Regions from separate parts of the Homo sapiens genome. Here region 1 is linked to region 2. Evidence: chromatin contacts called from ENCODE Hi-C or POLR2A ChIA-PET data. All regions are on one chromosome and are shown on one strand. The core of a region is the stretch at or near the end of the contact, and the rest is flanking DNA. Distances in the headings are between cores, read along the strand shown.

The links. A loop is a pair of places that touch in the nucleus more often than their neighbours do. ChIA-PET counts read pairs that join two places held with the same protein, here RNA polymerase II (POLR2A). Pooled maps may share reads with other maps.
Region 1: a loop to region 2 is called in a pooled map, with 2.4 times the contacts of the local background. The contact joins two enhancer-like sites. A Hi-C loop is called at or near these places in 2 of 168 maps with a recorded cell type or tissue (PC-9 and mammary epithelial cell) and 2 of 50 pooled maps. POLR2A ChIA-PET finds 5 or more read pairs at or near these places in 2 of 52 experiments (H1 and activated CD4-positive, alpha-beta T cell).

The regions. Positions count from the first base shown.
Region 1 is chr9:88,351,524-88,356,594 of GRCh38, forward strand. No RefSeq gene overlaps it. Among named protein-coding and RNA genes, the nearest start is that of SPIN1, 34 kb to the right of the region's middle. Within about 2 kb of position 3,793, at least 3 of the 41 ENCODE cell types and tissues checked have a DNase peak (open chromatin) inside an H3K27ac peak, as active enhancers do; they include PC-9 and mammary epithelial cell, where a contact is called at or near this core.
Region 2 is chr9:88,268,118-88,273,370 of GRCh38, forward strand. No RefSeq gene overlaps it. Among named protein-coding and RNA genes, the nearest start is that of SPIN1, 120 kb to the right of the region's middle. Within about 2 kb of position 2,859, at least 5 of the 41 ENCODE cell types and tissues checked have a DNase peak (open chromatin) inside an H3K27ac peak, as active enhancers do; they include PC-9 and mammary epithelial cell, where a contact is called at or near this core.

The sequences.
Region 1 (5,071 bases), core at 2,543-5,042, 84 kb after region 2:
GTAATCCCAGCTACTTGGCAGGCTGATGCAGGAGAATCACTTGAACCCGGAAGGGGAGGTTGCAGTGAGTCGAGATCGTGCCACTGCACTCCAGCCTGGGCAACAAGAGTGAAACTATGTCTCAAAATAAATAAATAAAAATAACCAGCCGGGCGCAGTGGCTCACACCTGTAATCTCAGCACTTTGGGAGGCCAAGGCAGGCGGCTCACCTGAGGTCGGGAGTTCGAGATCAGCCTGACCAACATGGAGAAACCCTGTCTCTACTAAAAATACACAAAATTAGCTGGGCGTGGTGGTGCATGCCTGTAACCCCAGCTACTCAGGAGGCTGAGGCAGGAGAATCGCTTGAACCTGGGAGGTGAAGGTTGCTGTGAGCTCAGATTGAGCCACTGCACTCCAGCCTGGGCAACAAGAGCGAAACTCCGTCTCAAAAATAATAATAATAAAAATTAAACTAACTCTGGCCGGGCGTGGTGGCTGATGCCTGTAATCCCAGCACTTTGGGAGGCTGAGGCAGGTGGATCACGAGGTCAGGAGTTCGAGACCAGCCTGGCCAATATGGTGAAACCCTACCTCTAATAAAAATACAAAAATTAGCTGAGCATGGTGGCATGTGCCTGTAGTCCCAGCTACTCATACGGAGGCTGAGGCAGGAGAATTGCTTGAACCTGGGAGGTGGAGGTTGCAGTGAGCCGAGATTGTGCCACTGCACTCCAGCCTGGGCGACAGAGCAAGACTCCGTCTCAAAAAAAAGTAAAAATAAACAACAACAAAAAAACTCTCAATACAACAAAAACAAGGAAAGCTAAGGAGCAGAGTGAGGGGGGTCAGAGGATGGAAAATTACTTAAGAGGGGAACTGGAGTGGGTGTTGGGGGCAGGGATTCTTGCTAAACTGATTTAGTAAGATTTTTGCTGAAGGGAGGCCAGAGAATCAGATATCTAGGGCGGAGGGTTAATTCTCTCCAAACTGGTGTGGTAGTATCTTTGCTATGTTGAGACTCAGAAATCAATTCCCCAAAATGAAGGCCTCAGAAGCGAAAGTTTTTCTCTGACCTTTTCCTTCCCTCTTTTTCTCATTTTCCCTCTCCCCCAAGGCTAGCCATAGAAAACAATCCCTCTTCCCCAAGGGGGTCGTAGAAACCTGAACGCTGTTTCTCCAAAGCCAGTCAAAAAACCTAAAAATATTACTCTAACTCTCCCACCACCAACCCACCTTTCTGTGTAAAAACTGGTCAGAAGGAAATTATCTGGGCCTGGGGTGGTGGCTCATGCCTGTAATCCTAGCACTTTGGGAAGCTGAGGCAGGAGGACTGGTTGAGCCCAGGAGTTCCAATCAAACCTGGGCAACATAGTGAGACCCTGTCTCTTTAAAATATTTATTTTAATTAAAAAGATATTTAAAAAATAAATTATCTGACCTATCTTATTTGACTGTATGTCATAAGACCCCCATTCCAGAAAGGGTCCTGCCCCACATGCAGAAGGAAGGAAGGCTGCTCAGAGAGGGCAAGAAGAATCTAGATAGACAGGCTTGCTGGGTTTCCCCACTCAGTCTAATTGCAATAGACCATACTCCTTCTGTCCTATCATATTTCTGCATGGCTGTGCATTGTGAGGAACTTAAGCATAAAAATGGACACTTTCCCCTGTATCCTTGGGTCCTCATTCTGAAGACTCACGTCTCACATAAAGCTATGATCAAATAAATTTGTATGCCTATTCTCCTATTAATCTGCATCTTGTCAGTGATTTTCAGCAAACCTTCATGACACCGCCTTTGCAAAAATTATAACTGAGACAGTGAAGGAGATCTAACTTAGCCAACTCCATGTTTCTTTTAATCTCCAAGCTGTCCTTGTTTATCCCTGGGCATAGGCTGAACTAACTTTGGGAAGAACTTAGTTTATAGTTTATAGTTTTATTGTTTTTTTTTAATTTTTTATTTTATTTTATTTTTTTCTGTGAACATTCAACTGAGATAAGCTGCTGTGTATTTGCATTCTGGAGAGAGGTAGATTTTGTTTGTTTGTTTGTTTGTTTGTTTGTTTGTTTTTGAGACAGAGTCTCTCTCTATTGCCCAGGCTGGAGCGCAGTGCCGTAATCTCAGCTCACTGCAAGCTCCACCTCCCGGGTTCACGCCATTCTCCTGCCTCAGCCTCCCGAGTAGCTGGGACTACAGGCACCCGCCACCATGCCCGGCTAATTTTTTGTATTTTTAGTAGAGACGGGGTTTCACCGTGTTAGCCAGGATGGTCTCGATCTTCTGACCTCATGATCTGCCCGCTTCGGCCTCCCCAAGTGCTGGGATTACAGGCTTGAGCCACTGCGCCCGGCCTATAGTTTATAGTTTTAAACAAAGATGATAACAGCCCTTTCCCAAAACAAACCTCCTTCTCGACTGGGGACTAGACTGCCTTTGTGGGACTAACAAATTAGCCACAAGATTAGAAATTATGGTTTAGGAGTCATGCAGCTGGAGGCTACAAGATTCTACATGCCTTAAACTGCTCCTCAGATCAGTGATTGAGATATTTTGCAGACCCTGCACTTGATGGATCAGCTGGCACTACCCAGATTAATGAACTGGCTCATCTGATCTTGTGGCCCCCACCCAGGAACAGACTCAGCCCAAGAAGACAGCTTCGACTCCCTGTGATTTCATCCCTGACCAATCAGCACTCCTGGCTCACTGGTTTCCCCCTACCCACCAAATTGTCTTTAAAAACTCTGCTCTCCGAATGCTCAGGAAGACTTATTTGAGTAATAAAAAAACTCTGGTCTCCCACACAGCCAGCTCTGTGTGAATTAGTCTTTCTCTATTGCAATTCCCCTGTCTTGATAAATTGGCTCTGTCTAGGCAGTGGGCAAGGTGAACCCATGGGGCAGTTACATTCAGAGAGTGAAGGGGAAGTTTTCCCTTGGCCTCAACAGCTTCCACTGGAGTTGTCAGGCTAAAGACAGGACCCAGAATGAGGCCTAGACAAAAAGAGGATTCAGAGGTGCCTGACTCAGGTTCAGCCTCCAATCTCTGTTTCCACCACTTTTCACCCTTTACGCTCTTGCAACAAACAGTTTGTGTGTATACACACAACTACATGCCACATCTTTGACCATGTGGTTTTCTATGCTTAAGCTATTTTTCTGTCTTTTGGTCTACAACTCACTTTTTTTTTTTTTTTTTTTTGAGACGCAGTTTAACTCTTGTTGCCCAGGCTGGAGTGCAGTGGTGCAATCTCAGCTCACTGCAACCTCTACCTCCCAGGTTCAAGTCTCCTGAGTAGCTGGGATTACAGGCACCCACCACCATGCCCGGCTAAATTTTGTATTTTTAGTAGAGACAGGGTTTCACCATGTTGGCCAGGCTGGTCTTGAACTCCTGACCTCAGGTGATCTGCCCACCTCAGCCTCCCAAAATGCTGGGATTACAGGCATGAGCCACCATGCCTGGCCTGCAACTCACTTTCAAAACTTACTAAACTTAGACAGATTCCTTGAAACATGCAATTAGCGAAGCTGACACAATGAAATAGAATATGTAAAGAGTCCTATATCTATAAAGAAGCTTAATTCACAATAAAAAATCTTCCCCCTATAGAAAGGACTTTACTAGTGAATTATGTCAAATAATGAAGAAATAATCTTAATACTAGACAAGCTCTTTCTGAAAATACAGGAGAAGGAAATGCTTCACGGCTTTATTTAGGAGGCCTGTGTGATTCTGGAACAAAACTTGATTAAGACAAGAAAAGCTGGGTGTGGTGCTGCACTCCTGTAGTCCCATCGACTCAGGAGGCTGAGGCAGGTGGGTCACATGACAGCAGAAGTTTGAGGTTACAGTGAGTCATTATCATGCCATGCAACTATACTCCAGCTGGGTGACAAAGCAGAGAATATATATATATATATATATTTTTAAGTCCAGGAGTGGCAGCTCATGCCTGTAATCCTAGCACTTTGGGAGGCCAAGGCAGGTGGAAAACTTGAGGTCAGGAGTTCAAGACCAGCCTGGCTAACATGGCAAAACCCCATCTCCACTAAGAATTCAAAAATTAGCCAGTTGTGGTGGCATCTGTAATCCCAGCTACTCAGGAGGCTGAGGCAGGAGAACTGCTTGAACCCAGGAAGTAAAAGCTGCAGTGAGCTGAGATAGCGCCACTGCACTCCAGCTTGGGTGACAGAGCAAGACTCCATCTCAAAACAAAACTAAACAAAAACCCAACCAAACAAACAAAAAAAGGACATTACACTACAAGAAAATTAAGACCTCACAAATATAGATGCAAAACTCTGATAAAATATTAGCAGATCTACTTTGGCAATACGTTTATAGGATTGAGTTTATCATGGCCAAGTGGGCTTATCCTAGAAATAAGGTTTAGCATTCAAAAGTCAATTATTATAATTCTTTATATTGAAAAAAGAAGAAAAACGTGATCATTTCAGTTAATGTATAAAAATCTTTTTACAGAATTAAACACCCATTCAGGATAAAAATCTCAGCAAACTAGGAATAGAGGGGATCATCCTCAACTTGATAAATACCATCTGCAAAAATCCTGGAGTTAACATATCAGAAAAAGAGAAAAGCTAACTCAGACACTACCAGTTTGGGCTCAGTGCCAATACCTGGCTGCCATATCTACAGTTAACTTAGCACTTGATATGGTTTGTCTGTTTTCCCACCCAAATCTCAACCTGAATTGTATTTCTCAGAATTCCCACGTGCTGTGGGAGGAACCCAGGGGGAGGTAATTGAGTCATGGGGGCTGGTCTTTCCTATGCTATTCCCGTGATAGTGAATAAGTCTCATGAGATCTGATGGGTTTATCGGCGGTTTCCACTTTTGCTTCTTCCTCGTTTTCTCTTGCTGCCACCATGTAAGAAGTGCCTTTCACCTCCTGCCATGATTCTGAGGCCTCCCAGCCATGTGGAAATGTAAGTCTATTTAAACCTCTTGTTCTTCTCAGTCTCGGATATGTCTTTATCAGCAGCCTGAAAACGGACTAATATAGTAAATTGTTACTGGGAGTGGGGCATTGCTGAAAAGATACCCAAACATGTGGAAGCA
Region 2 (5,253 bases), core at 1,609-4,108:
TATGAATTATAACTTTTACTACATGTCTTTTTCAGCAACTGTGATGGCGACTATACACATTTTCCCTTTGCTTGCTAATATGGTGAAAGGTAAAAGAGAGACATTGTTGTTGTTGTTTTTTTTATTATTTTGAGACAGGGTCTTGATTTGTCACCCAGGCTGCAGTGCAGTGGTGCCATCTTGGCTCACTGCAACCTCCTCTTCCTGGGCTCAAGCGATTCTCCCACCTCAGCATCCTGAGTAGCTGGGAGTACAGAAATGCGCCACCACACCCTCCTAGTTTTTGTATCTTTTATAGAGATAGGATTTTTGCCATGTTGCCCAGGATGGCAACATGAGTAGTGCTCAAGCGATCCATCTGCCTCGGCCTCCCAAAGCTCTGAGATTACAGGTGTAAGTCACCACACCCAGGATGTTTATTTTAAAAGAATTTTTTTTTTTGTCTTTCAACCTAGGTATCATGTTACACATTATTTTTGTTTGTTTTATGAATTATATTCATTTTGGCTGATGTTTTCTGACAGCTTATTGAAAGTATATCAGAAAACTACTGATTTTTAAAAATATGTATGACTGATTGAACTCTCATTTTAAGTGATTTGCTATTGATTTTTGTTTCCAATTTTAGGTAGATCACCCTATGATCTTCAGATTATTATAATTTTGTTTTTACTTTCCATCTTACTTCTGTTTCAGAACATATTAAAGTGGTCATGGTTAAAGACCCTGAAACCAACCCAATAATCCCTTAGACAGTTTTTTTTTTAATAAACATAGAAATTGGCCCTCTGGTCTTTAAGCTTGAAACTTACATTTGTTTTATCTGAGTTCCTTCCTCAGGAAAGGACCCCAGGCCTCTCAAAAAATATCAAAGGACTGAAACTCACCAGATCATCTGATCCAGATAATGAGATGCCAGACCTCTCATTCATCATGATGGCTTCCTTGCCCCTCCCTAGTTCCCATTCTCCCACACATAGTTACATTTCTTCCCTGCTATATAAATTCCTAATTTTAGTTGGTCAGGGAGATGGATTTGAGACTGAGCTCCTGTCTCCTTGGCTGCAGGACCTGATTAAAGCCTTCTTCCCTGCACTACTCATGTCTCAGTGATTGGTTTTCTGTGCAGCAAGTAGCAGGACCTAGACCAAACTCTCTGGTGTTTTGGTAACAGTCCCTGTGTTGTCCCTGATTATAAGAGGCATACATTGACTGTTTCATCATTAGGAATGGTGATGGTGTGTTGCAGTGACCAGGGTTGCCTGGACAAAGAGCTGACTGGGAATGGAGGATCCTCTTCTCCTAGCTTGGCTTCCCGCGGACTGCAGACCCCTTGCCTTTTTTCCCCGGGAAGAAGGGTTACCTTCCACTTCTGGGAGCTTCCAGCAATCCTTGGTGTCCCTTAGCTTATGGCAACCTAACTTCATGCCCTGCCTTCACCTTCATGTGGCAGTCTCTGCTCTGTGTGTCTGTGTCCAAGTTTCCCTCCTATAAGGACGGCAGTCATTGGGTTAGGGACTACCCTAGTCCAAGAGGACCTCATCGTACCTTGATTACATCTGCAAAGACCCTGTTTCCAAATAAAGTCATATTCACAGGTTGAGTGGGTGTGAATTTGGGGGAAAACTTTTCAACCCAATAAATACACACATTCACCAAAAAAAAAAACAAATTTTTTTTTTTTTTTTTTTTTTTTGAGACGGAGTCTCGCTCCGTAGCCCAGGCTGGAGTGCAGTGGCGCGATCTCGGCTCACTGTAAGCTCTGCCTCCCGGGTTCACGCCATTCTCCTGCCTCAGCCTCCCCAGTAGCTGGGACTACAGGCGCCCGCCACTACACCCGGCTAATTTTTTTGTGTTTTTAGTAGAGAAGGGGTTTCACCGTGTTAGCCAGGATGGTCTGGATCTCCTGACCTCGTGATCCGCCCGCCTCGGTCTCACAAAGTGCTGGGATTACCGGCGTGAGCCACCGCGCCCCGCCTTTTTTTTTTTTTTTTTTTTTTGAGACAGGGTCTTGCTTTGTCACCCAGGCTGGAGTGCAGTGGTGAGATCATGGCTCACTGTAGCTTTGACCTCCTGGACTTAAGCAATCCTCCCATCTCAGCCCCGCCGAGTAGCCGGGACTATAGGTGCATACCACTACGCTCAGCTAATTTTTGTATTTTTTTGTAGAGACGGGTTTTCGCCATGTTGCCCAGGCTGGTCTCAAACTCCTTAGCTCAAACAATCTACCCGCCTTGTCCTCCCAAAGTGCTGGGATTATAGGTGTGAGCCACCGTGCATGGCCTAATGAAGAAATATTCAAAACCCAACACACATGTCATCTCAGCATAATTATTAATAACGCCCCTTTCACTCTCAAAAGTGTTCCAGTTTGGATGATAAATGGTGTGGCCCCTGACTGATAGAAACTCATACTGTTGGACAGTATCCAATTCTCCTCTACTTCTTCCTGTCGTTTGGAAGTTATGCATGGTCATGTGACTGGTTTTAGCCAATGGAATGTGACAAGGAGTGGCCTTTGTGATGCCACCTTTAATTGCCAGTGCTCAGCTCTTCAGTCCTCTCTATATTATCAAATCAAATCCAGCATGAACCAAAATAATGATATATCATAACCAAGTAGAGCGTATCCCAAGAATGCAAGGATATCTTAACATTAATAAATCTATTTAATGCAGGCAGGGCACAGTGGCTCATACCTGTAATCCCAGCACTTTGGAAGGCCAAGGCAGGCAAATCACTTAAGGTCAGGAGTTCGAGAGCAGCCTGACCAACATGGTGAAACCCCATCTCCACTAAAAATACAAAAATCAGCTGAGCATGGTGACGCACAGCTGTAATCCCAGTTACTCAGGAGGCCGAGGTGGAGGTTGCAGTGAGCTGAGATCGTGCCGTTGCATACTCCAGCCTAGGTGACAGAGTGAGACTCTGTCTCAAAAAAAAAAAAAAAAAAAAGCATGTATCACCACATGTACATTACACACACCCTAGGAATTCAAATATTGGCAGAGTTAGACACATAAAACAATGGAATGAAACAAAAATTCCTGGAGCAATTACATTAGAAACTTAGATCTCTATCTCACTTTGTGCAAGTGCACATTCCTCACGGAGTAAAGGCACAAACATGAAAAGTGCTTTAAAAGCATAAGAGCACGTTTTACAAAACTGGGGTACAAAAGACCTTCTTAAGCAAGATTAAGCACAGAAATGATAGAAGTATGATAATTACACAGAAATTTAAAACTTCCATACAACAAAAGATTTCAAACAAAGTATAAAAATGAGAGAATCAGGTATATGCACTGTGTCTATACAGGGTTTATATTCAGAGTCTACGTTTACTTTAACTCTGATTAATCAATCTTTTTTTTTTTTTTTTTCTTGAGACAGAGTCTCCCTCTGTCGCCCAGGCTGGAGTGCAGTGGCGCCATCTCGGCTCACTGCAAGCTCCACCTCCTGGGTTCATGCCATTCTCCTGCCTCAGCCTCCCGAGTAGCTGGAACTACAGGTGCCCGCTACCACGCCCGGCTAATTTTTTTGTATTTTTAGTAGAGACAGGGTTTCACCGTGTTAGCTAGGATGGTTTCGATCTCCTGACATCATGATCCACCAGCCTCGGCCTCCCAAAGTGCTGGGATTATAGGCGTAAGCCACTGGGCCCGGCCGAATCAATTTTTTATATTAGCCCCCCAAAAAAAAAAAGAAAACAGACAAAGGGTCTGGGCACATATGAATGGCCTACAAATGTATAAAACAATTTTCACGCCTGGTATAGTGGCTTACACCTGTAACCCCTGCACCTTGGGAGGCTGAGGGTAGGAGGATTACTTGAGGTCGGGAATTCAGGACCAGCCTGGGCAACACAGTGAGGCTCCATCTCTACAAAAAAAACTAGCTGGGCATGATGATGTGTGCCTGCAGTCCTAGCTACTTGGGAGGCTGAGGCAGGAGAATGGCCTGAGCCCAGGAGTTCAAAGCTGCAGTGAGCTGTGATGGTGCTGGTGCACTACAGCCTGGGTGACAGAGTGAGACCCTGTCTCAAAAATAAATTAATTTAAAAAATGTGTTTTCACGTTTATTAACGATCATGGGAATTGGTTAAAATACCTACGATGACATGTTATCTTTCTCAAACTGACGTTCTCTGTATGATAACGCACTGTAGAAAAGAGAATAAATTGGTACGGCCTTTTTTGAAAGGCACTTTGGCAAGCATTTCCTACTCTTTTTAAGGTGCACACTGGGAGTAGAATGCATTATTGCATGCTATATATATTTTTATATTCTATATATAATTCTCTATATAATATATATTATATACATAATTCTCTATATAATATAGAATATATTCTAAATTAGAATGCATTATTTACCCCTACTTTGCTGTAAGAGGAGTTCCCACACCAGTCCACAGTCATGAGAGTTCCAGGACCTTCCCTTAAGGCAAGAGTCCCCCCTATATTGCAAGACCTAAAATTTCAAAGTGCCGCCATGACATCTTTTAGCCTCACAGGCCCCAAAGGCTTAATTGTGAGTTCCCCTGCTCTCACCAGAAGCGCCCCCCACCCAGTGGAAAAGGCTCCCCACCCAGTGGAAAAGGCTCCCCACCCAGCTAGTTCCAGAGCAGCTGAACCCCACCTGGTCCTCAACCTAACAGATTTCACTTTACTGCCAGCTTGCAGAATTATTTTCAAAAACCCAGCACATCCTCCAGCAGGAACCAGACACCAACCCCGCCTGTCACTACAAACCTCCTCCCACAGCCCTGTTGGTTCACTGTATTCCTGAGGGCAGTCTCTGTGTGGCCTGCATGGCACAGAGTGTGGTGTCCTTGGTGTGGCTGGCACAGCATGGAGATGGTGTCTCAGTGTGGCCTGCACAGCATGGAGTGTGGTGTCTTGGTGTGGCCTGCACAGCATAGAGTATGGTGTCCTCTGCTCCCAGGCTATGAGTATTTGTGACCAAGAAGCTGCTGCAGTTCTCATGTGGCCGATGTCTGCACTGTGTGTGTCTCACCCTTTTTAGGGTGGAGGATCTCTCCTTCACCAGCAGGGTGACCAGGAGGCCGTCGGAACACTGCCAGGCCCATGGACATTAGGCTGGGCCATGCGACACCCATCACGTCCAAGCAGCAGCATTAAGGGGTAGATTCGTTCCCAGGGGAGACCCAAATGCCCTCCTTTTTCCTGGTTCACTGTAGGGAAGAGGGAGTTTTTTGTTTTTTGTTTTTTGTTTCAGAGTCTTGCTCTG